Regions from separate parts of the Homo sapiens genome. Here region 2 is linked to region 1. The links are chromatin loops, found by intact Hi-C in ENCODE. Cell type or tissue: ascending aorta. All regions are shown on one strand. Links, peaks and the distances in the headings refer to the core of each region. The heading gives the core; the rest is flanking DNA.

What was found. Peaks named below come from ENCODE experiments on the same cell type or tissue, not always from the same donor. Only the 100,000 strongest peaks of a DNase experiment are listed, where the experiment ranks them.
Region 2: a loop joins it to region 1, with 3 times the contacts of the local background. A loop is called at or near these places in 39 of 110 quality-filtered maps.

The regions. Positions count from the first base shown.
Region 1 is chr6:131,775,651-131,784,464 of GRCh38, forward strand. It overlaps the pseudogene RPL15P9. Among named protein-coding and RNA genes, the nearest start is that of MIR548H5, 12 kb to the right of the region's middle. In ascending aorta, for the core only: no CTCF peak of the experiment used is centred there; DNase peaks (open chromatin) are centred at 3,025 and 3,861; H3K4me3 peaks cover 567 bases; H3K27ac peaks cover 2,173 bases.
Region 2 is chr6:131,906,052-131,912,709 of GRCh38, forward strand. All of the region lies in intron 2 of CCN2-AS1 (CCN2 antisense RNA 1), which reads left to right. Among named protein-coding and RNA genes, the nearest start is that of CCN2-AS1, 7.4 kb to the left of the region's middle. RefSeq lists enhancers at 828-1,354, 1,355-1,881 and a silencer at 3,918-4,212. In ascending aorta, for the core only: a CTCF peak has its summit at 4,102 (motif pointing left); a DNase peak (open chromatin) is centred at 4,100.

The DNA of each region.
Region 1 (8,814 bases), core at 1,832-6,831:
CACCTCCCCCTAACATGTCTTCTACCCCTCCCTGCTTAATGTTTCTCCATACAGCTTACTGCTTACTACTTTTTATTTATCTTACTTACTGCCTGTATTTCCCACTAAACTATAATACCAGGAAGACAAGGGTTTGTGTCTTGTTTGGTCCCACCTACATTCCCAGGGCTGGCCATGTAGTAGGCTCCCAATTTCTATCTGTCTAAGTCATGGACGGACACCCATAAGAAATGGGCATACGAGCCTTGATGGTGCTGGTAGACATGGGGTGGGAAGATTGAAGAACCGTGAGAATTTGAAGGACCTGGTGAGATTCAGCCTATTTCTGACCTGTTAGTCCTGGTTAGGTCTTCTGGGTAACCCCCATGCTGATACTAAATAAGAGCACAGTTTCCTGAAAGCAGTGCCCCAGGAGGATGGCCCAGGAACTCAAGGGTCACTGGGGCAGAGCACACTGTGTGGTGGAAGGGTGTGGACAAGACAGGCTTAGGAGGGTAGGGGCAGAGAGAATGCTGGGACGTGGCAGAAATCAGGGCTGCCTGAATTCCTTGGGAATAGGTAACATCATTTCATACAAAGGTTGTGTGTGTTCTTAGGTGCTTTCTGTACCACCTTTCTTCAGGGGTGCCTAGCCACTTATTGTGGGTTTTCTCCTTGGTCCCCTTCTCTCTATTTTTTACTTTAATTTTTTATTTCTTTTAACTTTCATTTTAAGTTCAGGGGTACAAGTACGGGTTTGTTACATAGGTAAACTGTATCATGGGGTTTGGTGTACAGATTATTTCATCACCCAGGTATGAATCCTAGAACCCATTAGTTATTTGTCCTGAGTCTCTCCCTCCTCCCACCCTCCACCCTCTGAAAGATCACCATGTTTGTTGTTCCCTCTATGTGTCCATGTGTTTTCATCATTTAATTCCCACTTATAAGTGAGAACATGTGGTATTTGGTTTTCTATTCCTCTCTCTCTTTTTAAAAATAGAGATGAAGTCTCGCCATGTTTTACATAATTACATAATTACTATATTAGGAATGCCTTTGCTTGGCCTAACACTTTACTATAAAATGCAAATAATCTTAAGAGGGACAATAGAATATATTTCATCTAGTATTTGTATTTTAACGGAGAGAAGTTTATGACAACTCAGGAGCTAGTTCTGATAAGCACAAGGAGAGAGGATGAGGGCACTGAGCATCTGAAATGACTTGAATTCCTGGCCTTAAGTGATCCTCCCGTCTTGGCCTCCCAACGTGTTGGGATTACAGGCATGAGCCACCACACCCTTCCTATTGTGGGTTTTCTTTATTCTCTATTGGCCAAGGGATGTTCCAGCTTGTTCCACTTGCCTCATCACATGGGGAGTCTTGGTTTACCTTTTGTTTTGTTTTGTTTTGTTTTACAAGTTTCTGTCTCTTTCTTTTATCCAGATAACTTATGCTATCCCAAGAGAAGAATGCTGTCAGGGCTAGAGTGCAATAAAGTAAGGCTGGGGAATAAATGAGCAAAATGATTCCATAGTCCACGGGGCCCTCTGTGTGTGCCCTCTTACGTCACAGTCATTTCAGATGCTCAGTGCCCTCATCCTGTCTCCCTGTGCTTATCAGAACTGGCTCCTGAGTTGTCATAAACTTCTTTCCATTAAAATACAAATACTAGATGAAATATATTCTATCATCCCTCTTAAGTATATTTGCATTTTATAGTAAAGTGTTAGGCCAAGCAAAGGCATTCCTAATATAGTAATTATGTAATTTCAGCATCTGCTGGTTAATGGCGGGACTGTGGAACCTAGTAACTTTGTTTCTGAAATCAGAGTCTAGGCTATTGTGTGCATAGATATGATTGTGGCCTCGGCTAGGGAGACTTCCGCCCTCAAATCTGTACTTTCTCAAGCTGGGGATCCTCAGGGTCTTTGAAAGACAAGTCTGCGTAAAGCAAGTGCTCTGTTTTTGAGTAGAGAATGCAGGGACCATAAAATCTTTAGCCTTCACTTCTCAGAAATCACCACTGATTCCAATAATAACTTCAAATATTCAGTAAATCTCAGGTATAGAAACTGGCCAATTCTTTATCCTTTTTGTCAATTACCAAATGATTACTCTGATAAAGATGGTAAAGACTTCCATCTTTATTCCTCTGTATGGAATGACCAACATTACAACATGATGTACCCACAAATATTTAAAATAAAGAATTTTTGTCCAGGTGCAGTGGCTCATACCTGTAATCCCAGCACTTTGAAAGACCAAGGCTGGTGGAACACGTGAGGTCAGGAATTCCAGACCAGCCTGGCCAACATGGTAAAACCCTGTCTCTACTAAAAATAAAAAAATTAGCCAGGTGTGGTGGTGCATGCCTGTAGTCCCAGCTATGAGGGAAGCTGAAGTAGGTTAATCGCTTGAACCCGGGAGGTGGAGGTTGTGGTGAGCCAAGATAGTGCCACTGCATTCCAGCCTGGGCAACAGAGCAAGGCTCTGTCTCAAAAAATAAATAAATAAATAATTTTTAAAAAACAATAAAAACCATTACAACACGTATGCATTAATATTTCCTGACACCACTAACATATGTACTTTTAACTTTCTTATGGGTTTTCTGAGAACTATTAGTGCATTCTGCAGAGCTGCCTTCCAGGATTTGGAGACTAAAAAGCAGTTAATCATGTAAAATACTTTCTGGATATAGTAATGAAGTCTGGTTTCACTGTATTTTTCTATGTTTACTTAGCAAAAGGCTTAAATGAGCCCACAGTGATAAATGTGGCCAAGTTTCCCTTCCCCTTCATCCCTCTCTTTCCTTCTTCTTTCTCAGGAAATTGGTGTGGAAAATCACTCTGTCCTGGGATGGCAACTCTCCTTGTATCCAGACTTATCCAGAGCTCCCTCTGCTCCCTCTAGGCACATGACTTGAGCTTCATGTGCCACCATGGGCATTGAAATTACAGTTTCCATAAACAGACAGACTGAGGATGAGAAGGGTAGAGGCAAATGCCATCAGCTTCTGTGCCTTGGGCCATGGATCCTATGGAGGCTGGGTTTCTCCCCCTTGCACCCTGTGAAGCTGGTAGCATACATGATTTTAACTTTCTGATGGGTTTTGACACCGTCAATACAGACCTTAGCTCTGCCAAGAACATCAGGCAAGTTCTCATAAGAAGTAGAAAGAAAAAAAAAATCTGGATAGCATTTCTCAATATTTCAAAATCCATGCCCTCCTTGGGAAAAAATAAAATAAAATAAATGATTTGAAATTTCAAAATAAGCACTTTTATTTGGCTTTCCAACTATATACTTTTATCACAATATTGAATATGTTTTGTTTCCAAAACACACATGTGGCCGGACGCAGTGGCTCACACCTGTAATCCCAGCAGTTTGGGAGGCCGAGGCGGGCGGATCCCCTGAGGTTGGGAGTTCGAGACCAGCCTGGTCAATATGGTGAAACCCCATCTCTACTAGAAATACAAAAAATAGTCAGGCATGATGGCGGGTGCCTGTAATCCCAGCTACTTGGGAGACTGAGGTGGGAAAATGGCTTGAACCCAGGAGGTGGAGTTTGCAGTTAGCCGAGATTGAGCCATTACACTCCAGCCTGGATCATAAGAGCGAAACTCTGTTTCATAAAAGCAAGCAAACAAACAAACAAAAAGAAAACACATGCCTCTTTGAAAGTCTAACATCCCCCACAGAGGATCATAGGTCTCAAATGTGGGTGATCTCAGCAGGGGCCCTCTTCCCCCTGGGCTTAGGGGAACAATGGATTTGTCCAGTTCCCTGTTCTGTCTTGGTTTCACCTTTGTTAACATGTCCAGTGTTTTGGTTCCATTTGGTTCTATTAGGAGTGTGTGGCAGGCCGCCCAAGGGAATGGATTTGGCAGTTATGCCAGTGATTTGGTTAAGAAGAACAACCAACTGGAATAATTTGATTTGGTAAGCACATTTTCTTTTCTTTGGCAGGGCAGGTAGGATGCTAGGCAAGCCAAGGGATTATATTTTTATAAGCTTGTTTTTCATTGCAAGCTTGTTATATATCCAAGAGAATTATTTCAACGTGCTGTTTCTTTAGTAGGATAATATCTTTCAAGGATTTCTTTCTACTATTAGTTAAAGAGTAATTTTAAATCAGCAAAATAGTTATTCCTAATAATAATAACTATTATTGGGTCTAATTACTTTATGTATATTATATAATAATAATAATAATAATAATACATTTTTGGAAAGAAAGAAACAGCAGATACAGGAGATATTGAAAGTGAGGAAAGGGAATCAAGTAATATCCAGAATCTTCCTTAAGAAAGGATAGTTAAATATTGCTTATTACCTGAAAACTACATGTCACCTGGGAGCAACAGACCCAAAGGAAGTGAGAATAGGCCGGGATGAGGCAGAAAGAAGTAATGTTAAGCAAGAAAGAAACCTTATGTGATTTTTGGGGGAACGAAGATAATTATAGTGGGGAGAGGTGGAGAGAGGGCAGGCCTGTTTATCTCAGCACGGAACTTGTTAAAAAACACTTTTATTTTTAAACTCAAATTTTACTTTAAAATAAAGTATCATTTTCTTGAATGGAGTTCTGTATATTTAGAAGTTTACTTTGGATCCTCAGATATGTCTACAAACTTATACAGCTATCCCTCTGGGTAGAATGTGCTTAGGAGCATAGGAAAAACCAGTTTGCCTTCTCTGTGGTTATACCCTGTAGATTTTTTTTTTTGAGGATATAAAAACTTTTTTTCAATATTCATGGTATGAAACTAGAAATGATTATTAATTTAAAACATAAAATATTTCCAGGTTTCATTTGACAATATTTATTTAGTTTGAAATATTAAAAAATAAAACGCAAGAAATTTTATAGGAAAGAAACCATCACTTCAAGTGGCAAATTCACCCTTTAGGAATAGTTTGCCTTTAGTTTATAACTATTCAATGCTAATTGCAACAGGAAGATCATCACCAACCTAAATGGTCCCTTAAAATTTACAAAGTGTTCATGTCCAGAATCTTTTCTTTTTCCTGTCCTAAATTGTTTATTAGGTATGAATTGTACAAACTTTACTTGTATTCGCGGTAACGGCGGAGCTAGGGAGTAGCTGCCCAGCGAAACCACCAGTAGTGTGGTGGAGCTTATGGCCCTTCCAAGGCCCCGGCTCTTTCAGCCTGCAGATGTCAGCCTGCGCATCTCCCTGTGCTTGTGGACTGGTTTTTGGTGATCCGTCGGGTGTCAGGATTTCTTCTCATAGCTTTATGGAATGGATCGATGAGGATAACCTCAAAAAATTTGTATGTGGAACCTTCACCAGCCCAGTAAGAATTGAGGATTCTTAGAGCCCCAAAGTGGCGTCCAGCTCGCTCCTCTACAAAGGACTGAAGGCTTCGAGCAAAGTTTAGCTGGTTAACACCATGATGGACAGGCTTGCCGTAAGTTACACCCTTCGGAACTGGACGTTTTCAGCCACCACGGCGAACACGAATCCTACAATCTTGCTTGGCCTTGTAGCCCAGTCGGCGTGCTTTTATCAGGGCAGGTGGGGTGGGGAGCCCTGTGGAAAGCAGACAGCTGGTGGTACTCAGCTGAGCAGCGGACCCTCAGAAGAAAGTGCATGACATCAGACAGTTTCTTTCTCCATAGCTCCCGGATGTACTTGTATGCACCCACCTTGGCTTACCTGATGGTTGCCACCAGATGGAAAGGCATGTCCAGAATCTTAATTAATATTTCAAATAGCTCTTTTTGAAATTGGCAGGGCAGGTAGTATTATTATTCTCATTTTTTCAAATGTGGAAACCACAACAGAAAGAAGTCAAATGACTTGACTACAGTCATCCCACTTTCCATAGAGAAACTAGGACTTCAGTAAAGGCATTCTGATTCCAAATCCTTTTTTCACCATATCATGCTACTTCCTTAACTACCTGTATTTACAAACAGCTGCAGAAGCCCCCGAAATAATTCATTTTGGATGCAGTCCATTTAGGATTCATGGATCCTGGGCACAACCTAACCATACTCTTTCCTTCTTTCCTGCTACCACTCCCCTTCTTTTCACCCACTCCTCAAACACAAATCTAACAAAATATCTGTAACCAAAGGAGGAACTTGTGTGAATAAATATATTTAGGAAACAGATTTCCAAACACTCTGGAGCCTAATAAACAACGATTTTTAAATATGTTTTATGACTGCTCTGGGGTTCCACAGAAACAGATGGACACAGAAGTACTTAGGATGTATTTGGCATGTGATAGGAAGTGATATCATGAGAAGAATGAAAAGGGATGTGAAACACTGAAAGCGTAAGGTAATACAAGTAACAACTTTCCCTGCTGTTGCTTCAAAAGGTCAAAAATATAGCTTCATGCTGTTCCCAGAAATGACCAAAGAATTAAGGAACGACTTATCATATGAAGTATCACACAATGTCTTGTTCTGCCAGGGGTCCGGGCCCCATATCTCAGACAAAGACATCTCAGCTTTTGAATACCCTTCAAAAGCTACCTATTCTCTGCTAGAAAACAGGACTCCAAACCTGCAGAACTGGGCCCACTCTTCCTTTTTCAAGACTAGTACCCACCACCTTGAAGATGAGCTGAGACCTTAAAAAAAAAAAAAAAAAAACACATGCCCACCTCTGGATGTAGCTCCCTGTCCCCTGTCAGCCAGACCAATAAGTAGGGTCAAGTGACAACACAGCTGAGTTGTGTGAGCATTGGGCCTGCGAGGGGAGAAAAAGGACTTAGACCAAATGAGACACAGGATACAGTTCCCATATGCCAGAGTCTCTGGGGAGAAATTACGGAACTGGATTCTGGGTGTGCTGAATTAAGGGGAATTGAATATCATAGACAATATTCAATACAATAAAGAATTTATCAATATGGCAGCCCTCTTCCTTAACACAGGATTTAACACTGGCAGGATCCACTGAAGATGATGCTAATGCATTGCTAGGCTGGCTTTGAAAACTTTGGGAAAATGATGGCTCACGCTCACTTTATTTGAAATTCCACAACTCCACGGTACAAAGTTGAGCAAGGGGATCAAGAGGCTCATGGTAGCAGGCAGGCTGCAGTGGCAGGATATACAATGTAAGGCCAAAAAGTTCACCAACTGGCTATATTCTGTGGGAATGCCAAGGAAGCAGTTTGCCAGACCCATAAGGAATATACTAGTGAGAGGATGCCAGCCAGAGTTGTGGAGTTCAGTGATGTTCTTCGCTGGAGTTCAGGGCTGAGGATAGGAGAAGCTTTACAGAACTGGGATCCCAGAAAGCTGTTGTAATAATGGAAGCCAGGTGGTGGCACTGAAGCTTCAGAAGCCAGGTGGGTGCAATTATGATAATGACCCACACTGTGGAATGGCAATCTTAAGAGCCTGAGCCACCAAGAGCTATGAATATGGTTAACAGTGCATGGTATTCCCAGGGCAAGATAAGTGGGCAGACAATAAGGGTATCATTCCATCTAAACTACAAAAGAAATCAAGAATGGATAATCAGGAGGTTGAATACAGAAATTAAAATGTCACTGTCTCCAGTTTAGATTCCAGACCTAAGCCAATTTTCAGACCCAAAATTCATTGACTAATGGAGTGGCTTGGTCCCCATAAGGATGGATCACTATAACACCACAGCAAGTGGATATATTAATGATTCTTCCTCGTTCCTTCTCAAAGGGATCTACAGCCATTTACACAGGCAACTATATTCTGAAGAAATGGATATACCTTGACATTTTGAGAACTGTTGAACCTAAAGTCTTCCTTGATATTGACAGCCAAAGACTTGAAGCCCCATCATGGCCACTCTAGCAGAGTAGGGGTATATGGGAGGCCAAGCAATGGTGGAATCCTGGCTCGTGTCCAACTCACCTGGAGCCCATGGATTGACAAAGTGTCCAGTTCCCCAGTCTCTGAATGCATGATAGGAGTGGACATACTTGGTAGTTGTCAGAATACTCATTTGGAGTTTTTCACCTGTGCAGTAAAAGCTATCATACAGTGGGAAGCCCAGGTGGAAGTCTCTGAAACTGCCTCCACCGCAATATAGTACACCTAAAGCAATTTCACACACCAAGGGAATTGCAGAAGTTAGTGCCACCCTTAAAGATCCAAAGGATGCCTGGGTGGTAGCCCCTTTTATGTTCTTTAATTTACTGGCAAATGAAACGCATGGCCCCTACATAAACCAGACAGACCTTGGCAGACAGTAGCCCCAATTGCAGCAGGGATTTTTATGTGGAAGTGGGTAGTAGTAGCTTCATGTGTGTGTTAGTCCATTCTTGCACTGCCAATAAAGACATACCTGAGGCTGCGATAATTTATACAGGAAAGAGGTTTAATTGACTCACAGTTCAGCATGGCTGGGGAGGCCTCAGGAAACTTACAATCATGGTGGAAGGGGAAGCAAACACGTCTTTCTTCACATGGCAGCGGGAAGGAGAAGTGCTGAGCAAAGGGGGAAAAGCCCCTTATAAAACCATCAGATCTTGTGAGAACTCACTATCATGACAGCAGCAGTATGGGAGTATCTGCCCCCACAATTCAATCACCTCCCACTGGGTCCCTTCCACAACACATGGGGGTTATGGGAACTATAATTCAAGATGAGATTTGGATGGGGACACAGCCAAACCATATCAATGTGCCTTGAAGAGAGTTGAGAAAGATCAGCACAGCTATAGTCAAAAAAGAGAAACTGAAGAGACCAGAAATATCTTCAAATACAGTTGAATGGTATTAAAGATCCAGCTAAGTTGAAGGCCATGGGATTCTGATGACATCCATTCTCGGAGTATGTGAGTTTTCATGCT
Region 2 (6,658 bases), core at 1,659-6,658, 130 kb after region 1:
AGTTTAGCCTTCCCACCTCAATACAGTCTGATAACAGACCAGCCTTTATTAGTCAAATCAGCCAAGCAGCTTTTCAGGCTCTTAGTATTCAGTGAAACCTTTATATCCCTTACGGTCCTCCGTCTTCAAGAAAAGTAGAATGGACTAAACGGTCTGTTAAAAACACACCTCACCAAGCTCAGCCACCAACTTAAAAAGGACTGGACAATACTTTTACCACTTTCCCTTCTCAGAATTCAGGCCTGTCCTCAGAATGCTACAGGGTACAGCCCATTTGAGCTCCTGTATAGATGCTCCTTTTTATTAGGCCCAGTCTCATTCCAGACACCAGACCAACTTAGACTGTGCCCCAAAAAAACTTGTCATCCCTGCTATCTTCTGTCTAGTCATACTCCTATTCACTGTTCTCAACTACTCATACATGCCCTGCTCTTGTTTACACTATTCTTCCAAGCCATCACAGCTGATATCTCCTGGTGCTATCCCCAAACTGCCACTCTTAACTCTTGAAGTAAATAAATAATCTTTGCTGGCAGGACTATGCTGAATCTCCTTAGGCACTCTCTAATCAGATATCCTGAGTCATCCCAATTCTTAGACCTTTTATACCTGTTTTTCTCCTTCTGTTATTCCATTTAGTTTTTCAATTCATCCAAAACCGTATCTAGGCCATCACCAATCATTCTACACGACAAATGTTTCTTCTAACAACCCCACAATAACACCCCTTACCACAAGACCTCCCTTCAGCTTAATCTCTCCCACTCTAGGTTCCCACGCCGCCCCTAATCCCGCTTGAAGCAGCCCTCAGAAACATCGCCCATTCTCTCTCCATACCACCCCCCAAAAATTTTCACCGCCCCAACACTTCAACACTATTTTGTTTTGTTTTTCTTATTAATATAAGAAGGCAGGAATGTCAGGCCTCTGAGCCCAAGCCAAGCCATCGCATCCCCTGTGATTTGCACATATACACCCAGATGGCCTGAAGTAACTGAAGAATCACAAAAGAAGTGAATATGCCCTGCCCCACCTTAACTGATGACATTCCACCACAAAAGAAGTGTAAATGGCCGGTCCTTGCCTGAAGTGATGACATTACCTTGTGAAAGTCCTTTTCCTGGCTCATCCTGGCTCAAAAAGCACCCCCACTGAGCACCTTGCGACCCCCACTCCTGCCCGCCAGAGAACAACCCCCCTTTGACTGTAATTTTCCTTTACCTACCCAAATCCTATAAAACGGCCCCACCCTTATCTCCCTTCGCTGACTCTCTTTTCGGACTCAGCCTGCCTGCACCCAGGTGATTAAAAGCTTTATTGCTCACACAAAGCCTGTTTGGTGGTCTCTTCACAGGGACGTGCATGAAAGTTAGGGGTAGAAGAAAAGATGGATTGAGGTTGTCCTCAGACTTTCCATGGTATCTGAGCTGTTTTCCTCTTCCGGAATTGTGTCTCATATGAAGTTCCTCTTCATTTGAGGTATAAATAATTCCTGTGTTGAGTGCTCTTATACTTTGGCCCATTTATTTATCACCTACCGAGGAGATAACACATCTCTGTCAACTCTGTTTTCTATTACTTTTTTCCTGTGCTCAAGTAATCCTCCTGCTTCAGCCTCCCAAGTAGCTGGGACTACAGGTGCATGCCACTGTACCTGTCCTTGTTTTCCCTTTCCTTGTTTCACCAGTTTTCCCATCATGTTACCATTTTCTGTAGCGATTGTTTTATCTTTCCATTCTGCATGCTCCTTTTCAAAGTGACTTTGCTGCTCCCCCATCAACAGGCAGAGCCTGTTTCCACATCCTCTGAATGTAGGCTAGCCTTGGGACTAGCTTTGGCAAATAGAATGTGGCAGAAGTGACATTTTGCATTTTATAAGGCATCCTTAGGAGGTTTGCAGCTTCTGCTTTAGGTTCCGAAAATGGAGCTCCTACCACTATGAAAAAAAGCTCAGGTTAAACTACTTGAATGATGAGAGACTATCCAGTAGAGAGGTCCAGGCTCACAGCCAGCACCAAGTTCTCATATGAGAGAGTAAGGCCATTTTATGCTCTCCAGTCCCAATAGAGCTACCAGATGACTGCTGCGGCACAAGTGACCCCAGAAAAGCCCATAAGAAAAACAACCTATATGAGCCCAGACAAGCCACAGAATCGTGAAAAATAGGAAATTGTGAAAAGCCAATAAATCGACATATGATTTGTTATGCAGCATTAGCTAAATAAGACAACTGATTTCCATCCCAAAGTAGTCAGGAAAAGGAATAGGTAAACCTATATAGTCAATTTGCTTTTCCTCATATTTGAGGGAATTAGTGAGAAAAATCAGGGTTCTGAAAAGCTGGGGGGCAGAGTTCAGAGACAATTCTGGCTCTGCTTGTCACATTCAGAATCTCCTGTTTATTTCAGGAGGTTTAGATGTTTCTCTAATTAAGAGGGAGTATAAGCCACTCTTCTGCTATGCTCATTCTTATAATACAATGTGTCATTTTAAACCCACTTTGGCCTCTCTCCCTTTGATTGGATGAACCTAATTATGGTTTGCTTGGGGAAACTTGGCTTGAGGCTGTGGTTCTCTACCATTACTGTCTATAAAACTCAGTAAACCCTACTGACAGGTAGAATCCTGCCCATCACTCTCACGACAGTCTGTAGCTCTTCCTTATAAATACACATTAGGTAATTCTGAGGCTAGTGGTCTACACTTTGTGAAATACAATTGACATAAATCTAACATTTCAGAGAATAATAGGTCCAGTTTTACCTCTTTCCATCAGTTGTTTGTGAAGTTAATAATTGAGACACAGCCTAAGCCCGAAAGCAAGACTCCATGTCTACAAAAGATACAAAAGCAAATTAGCCATACATAGTGGTGTGCACCTGTAGTCCCAGTTACTCAGGAGGCTGAGGTGGGAGGATCCCTTGAGCCCAGCAGTTTGAGGCTGCAGTGAGCCATGATCATACCACTGTACTCCAGTTTGGGCAACAGAGTGAGACCCTGTCTCAAAAAAATAAAGAATTGGAGGCTGGGCATGGTGGCTCTTGCCTGTAATCCCAGCACTTTGGGAGGCCGAGGTGGGTGGATCATCTGAGGTTGGGAGTTCGAGACCAGCCTGACCAACATGGAGAAACCCCATCTGTACTAAAAATACAAAATTAGCCGGGTGTGGTGGCACATGCCTGTAATCCCAACTACTTGGGAGGCTTAGGCAGGAGAATCGCTTGAACTTGGGAGGAGGAGGTTGCAGTGAGACAAGATCACACCACTGCACTCCAGCCTGGGCAAAAAGAGTGAAACTGTCTCAAAAAAAAAAAAAAAAAGAATTGGGGCAAAAGTCGTTTGGGTGTGCATATTGATTCCATACTTCAAAGGACGTAGTAGATGCATACCCATGTTCACAGCATTGTTCACAGTAGCCAGGGGGTGGAGACAACCCAAGTGGCCATTGACAGATAAATGAATACATAAAATGTGGGATATTTATGGAATATTATTCAGCCTTAAAAAAGAAGGAAGATCTCACATATGCTACAACATAGATGAACCTTGAGGACATTATGCTAAGTAAAATCAGCCATTCACAAGAAAGACAATGTATGATTCCACTTATATAAGGCATCCAAAGATCTCAAATTTCTAGAATGGAAAGTGGAATGGTGCTTACGAGGAGCTGGGAGAATGGAGAGTTGTTTAATGGGTGTAGATTTTCACTTTTACAAGAGATCTGTTTTCTAGGGATCTGTTGCACAACAATGTGTTAACACCACTAAACCACATAATTACAAGTGTTTAACATGGTAAATTTTATGTTATGTGGGTTTTTTAAAAATTGTGGTTAACCACAATTTTTTTTTTTTAATGAGGAGGAAGAAGAGGACGTGTTGACAGCATAAATGGTAAATCCTGATTGTAGATGGAGAATTTACAAGTTTGTTATGACTATGTTTCACAGCAATACTAAAAACAACAACAATAAATACAGTTGTCACTTTAGAAACATTGTTAACTCTATACATCAGATAAAATTGAACATAGGAAACTCCTACAGCTGCAGAGTAGCATATAGTTAGAGGCCATCTCTAAAGAGTTGCTCTCCCCCTGCTGGCAAGTCTTGGAATTGTTCAGTTTGGGGAAGGAACCAGGACAGCTAGAGAGAGAACGTTCTCAGTAAGATGCTCTTGTCATTAAAATGTAGGTGCTTTCATTCATCAAAATATTTCCTAGAAAGACACCAAACTCCCATAGCTATTATCTGAAGTTATTCACTTTTACATTCTTCCATTTATTTCTTTTAAATATTTTAATTGACAAATGACAGATTGTATATATTTATGGTGTACAATGTAAAGTTTCGATATGTGTATACATTGTGGAATGATTAAATCCAATTCTTCCACTTCTTAAAATGAATGTACAACTTATTTGACTATAGCTCATTCATTCACCAACCTGTATTTAACTCTTAATATGCATTGTTGTGCCAAACACTGGGATTTCAAAGATGACATTGGTGTGGACCCAGGTTTGATATCTGATAGAGGGATATAGACATGTAAATCATTAAATCAAATTTAGTAAAGAGTTGTAAGTGTAATAGAAACCATCTGTGTACTACAGTATAAGAATTACGGCATAAAGAAAGCAGTAAAGAGATTCAGCAGGAGTATAATTAATATATTGGATTCCTGTCTTTTTTTTAAATTAATTATTTCTTTTTTTTTTTTTTTTTTGAGACTGAGTCTCGCTCTGTTGCCCAGGCTGGAGTGCAGTGGCACGTCGGGTCACTGCAAACCTCCCGCTCCTGGGTTCAAGCGATTCTCCTGCCTCAGTCTCCTGAGTAGCTGGGATTACAGGCATGAACCACCACGCCCGGACTTCCTGCCCTTTGAATTTACCAAGAAGAGGTAATTCGATCATGCATAGCACACAAATATATTAATTGTCAAAGCGCATCCTCTCTCTATTCTTGTGAGTTGGATTTTTTTTTAAAAAAGACTTTCATTTTGAAATAATTACAAATTCACAGGAAATTGCAGAGATGGATAGTACAGAGGTTCTGTGTATCCTTTACCTGGTTTCCCCAGTGATTACATCATCAAAACCAAGGAGTTGATTGACAATGATAAAAAGCATGTGCATAATTCTATGTCCTTTTACCATATGTTTAGATTTGATAAGCACCACTTCAATCAAGATATATAACTATTTCATTACCACAGGGATCTTCCAGGGCTACCGCTTTACAATACTACTAACCTCCTCCCTCTAGCATCGTTAAACCCTGGCAACTGTTCATCTATTAAAGGATGACATTGGCACTGGAGATGACATCTAATAAAGAGACACAGAGAAGTAAATCATGCAAATCTAATGCAGAGAATAAACTAAGCTTGTAACCTGTAATAGCTTGTAGCTTCAATGTTATATAAATGAAATCATTCAGTATGTGACCCTTTGAGATTGGCTTTATTCCCCCCAATTAGTGCACTTTCCTGTAATCAAGCCAAGTTGCTGTGTATCAATAGTTTATTGCTTTTTTACTGCCGAGTTATATTTCTAGTTTGGAGGTACACAGTTTGCTGAATCACTCACCTATTGTAGGACATTTTCAGTTATTTCCAGTTCTTATCTGTTACATATAACACTGCTATGAACAACTATATGCAGGTTCTTTTATGGACTTAAAGTTGCATTTCTCTGAGTTAAATGTCCAGGAGGATGATTGCTAGGTTGATTAGTAAGTGAATGTTTATTTCTTTTTGAGAAACTGCCAAACAGTTTTTCAGAGTGGCCATAACACTTAACATCACCACCCGCGATGTGTGAAACATCTAGTGTTTCCATATTCTTACAGGCATTATTTTTCATTATTGTCATTATTTTTCATTGATTTGATTTAATAGGCATGCAGTGATAGCTCATAGTGATCCTAATTTGCATTTCACAATTGGATTAGGTGTTGCATATGTTTTCATGTGCTTATTTGACATTTATGTATGCTTTCTGGTGAAATACTTCATCACGTCTTTTGCCATTTTCTAAGTGAATAGTTTAACTTTTTACTGTTGCAGATTGAGAGTGTTTATGAATTCTAGACATGACTCCTTTATCAGATATGTGGTTTGCAAATATTTCCTCTTAGTCTGCGGCTTGTATTTTCACATCTTTACTGGGTCTTCTGCAGGACAAACACTTTTAATTTGGATGAAGTTTAATTTATCATTTTTTTTTTCTTTTATGAAGCATGCTTTTGGTGTCATGTCTAAGAACTCTTCGTCAAACCCCAGGTCCTGAAAATGTTTGTCTATGATTTCTTCTAAAGTTTTATAGTTTACATTTTACTTTAAAATCTATGATTCAAAAATTTGAGTTAATTTTTATATAATGTGTGAGATTTAGGTCAAGGTTCACATTTTTACTTATGAATATACAATAGCTGCAGGACCGTATATTGAAAAGGCTATCTTTCCTCCATTGCAATGCTTTTTGACCTTTGTTAAGACTCAGTTCAGTGTATTTTCTTAGGTGTACTTCTGGGTTCTTTATCCTGTTCTATTGATTTATGTCACTGTCCCTCCATCAGTACCATGTAACCTGTTTACTGTGTCGGCAAAGTAAGTCTTGAAATTGGGTAGAGTGAGTCTTCCCACTTGATTCA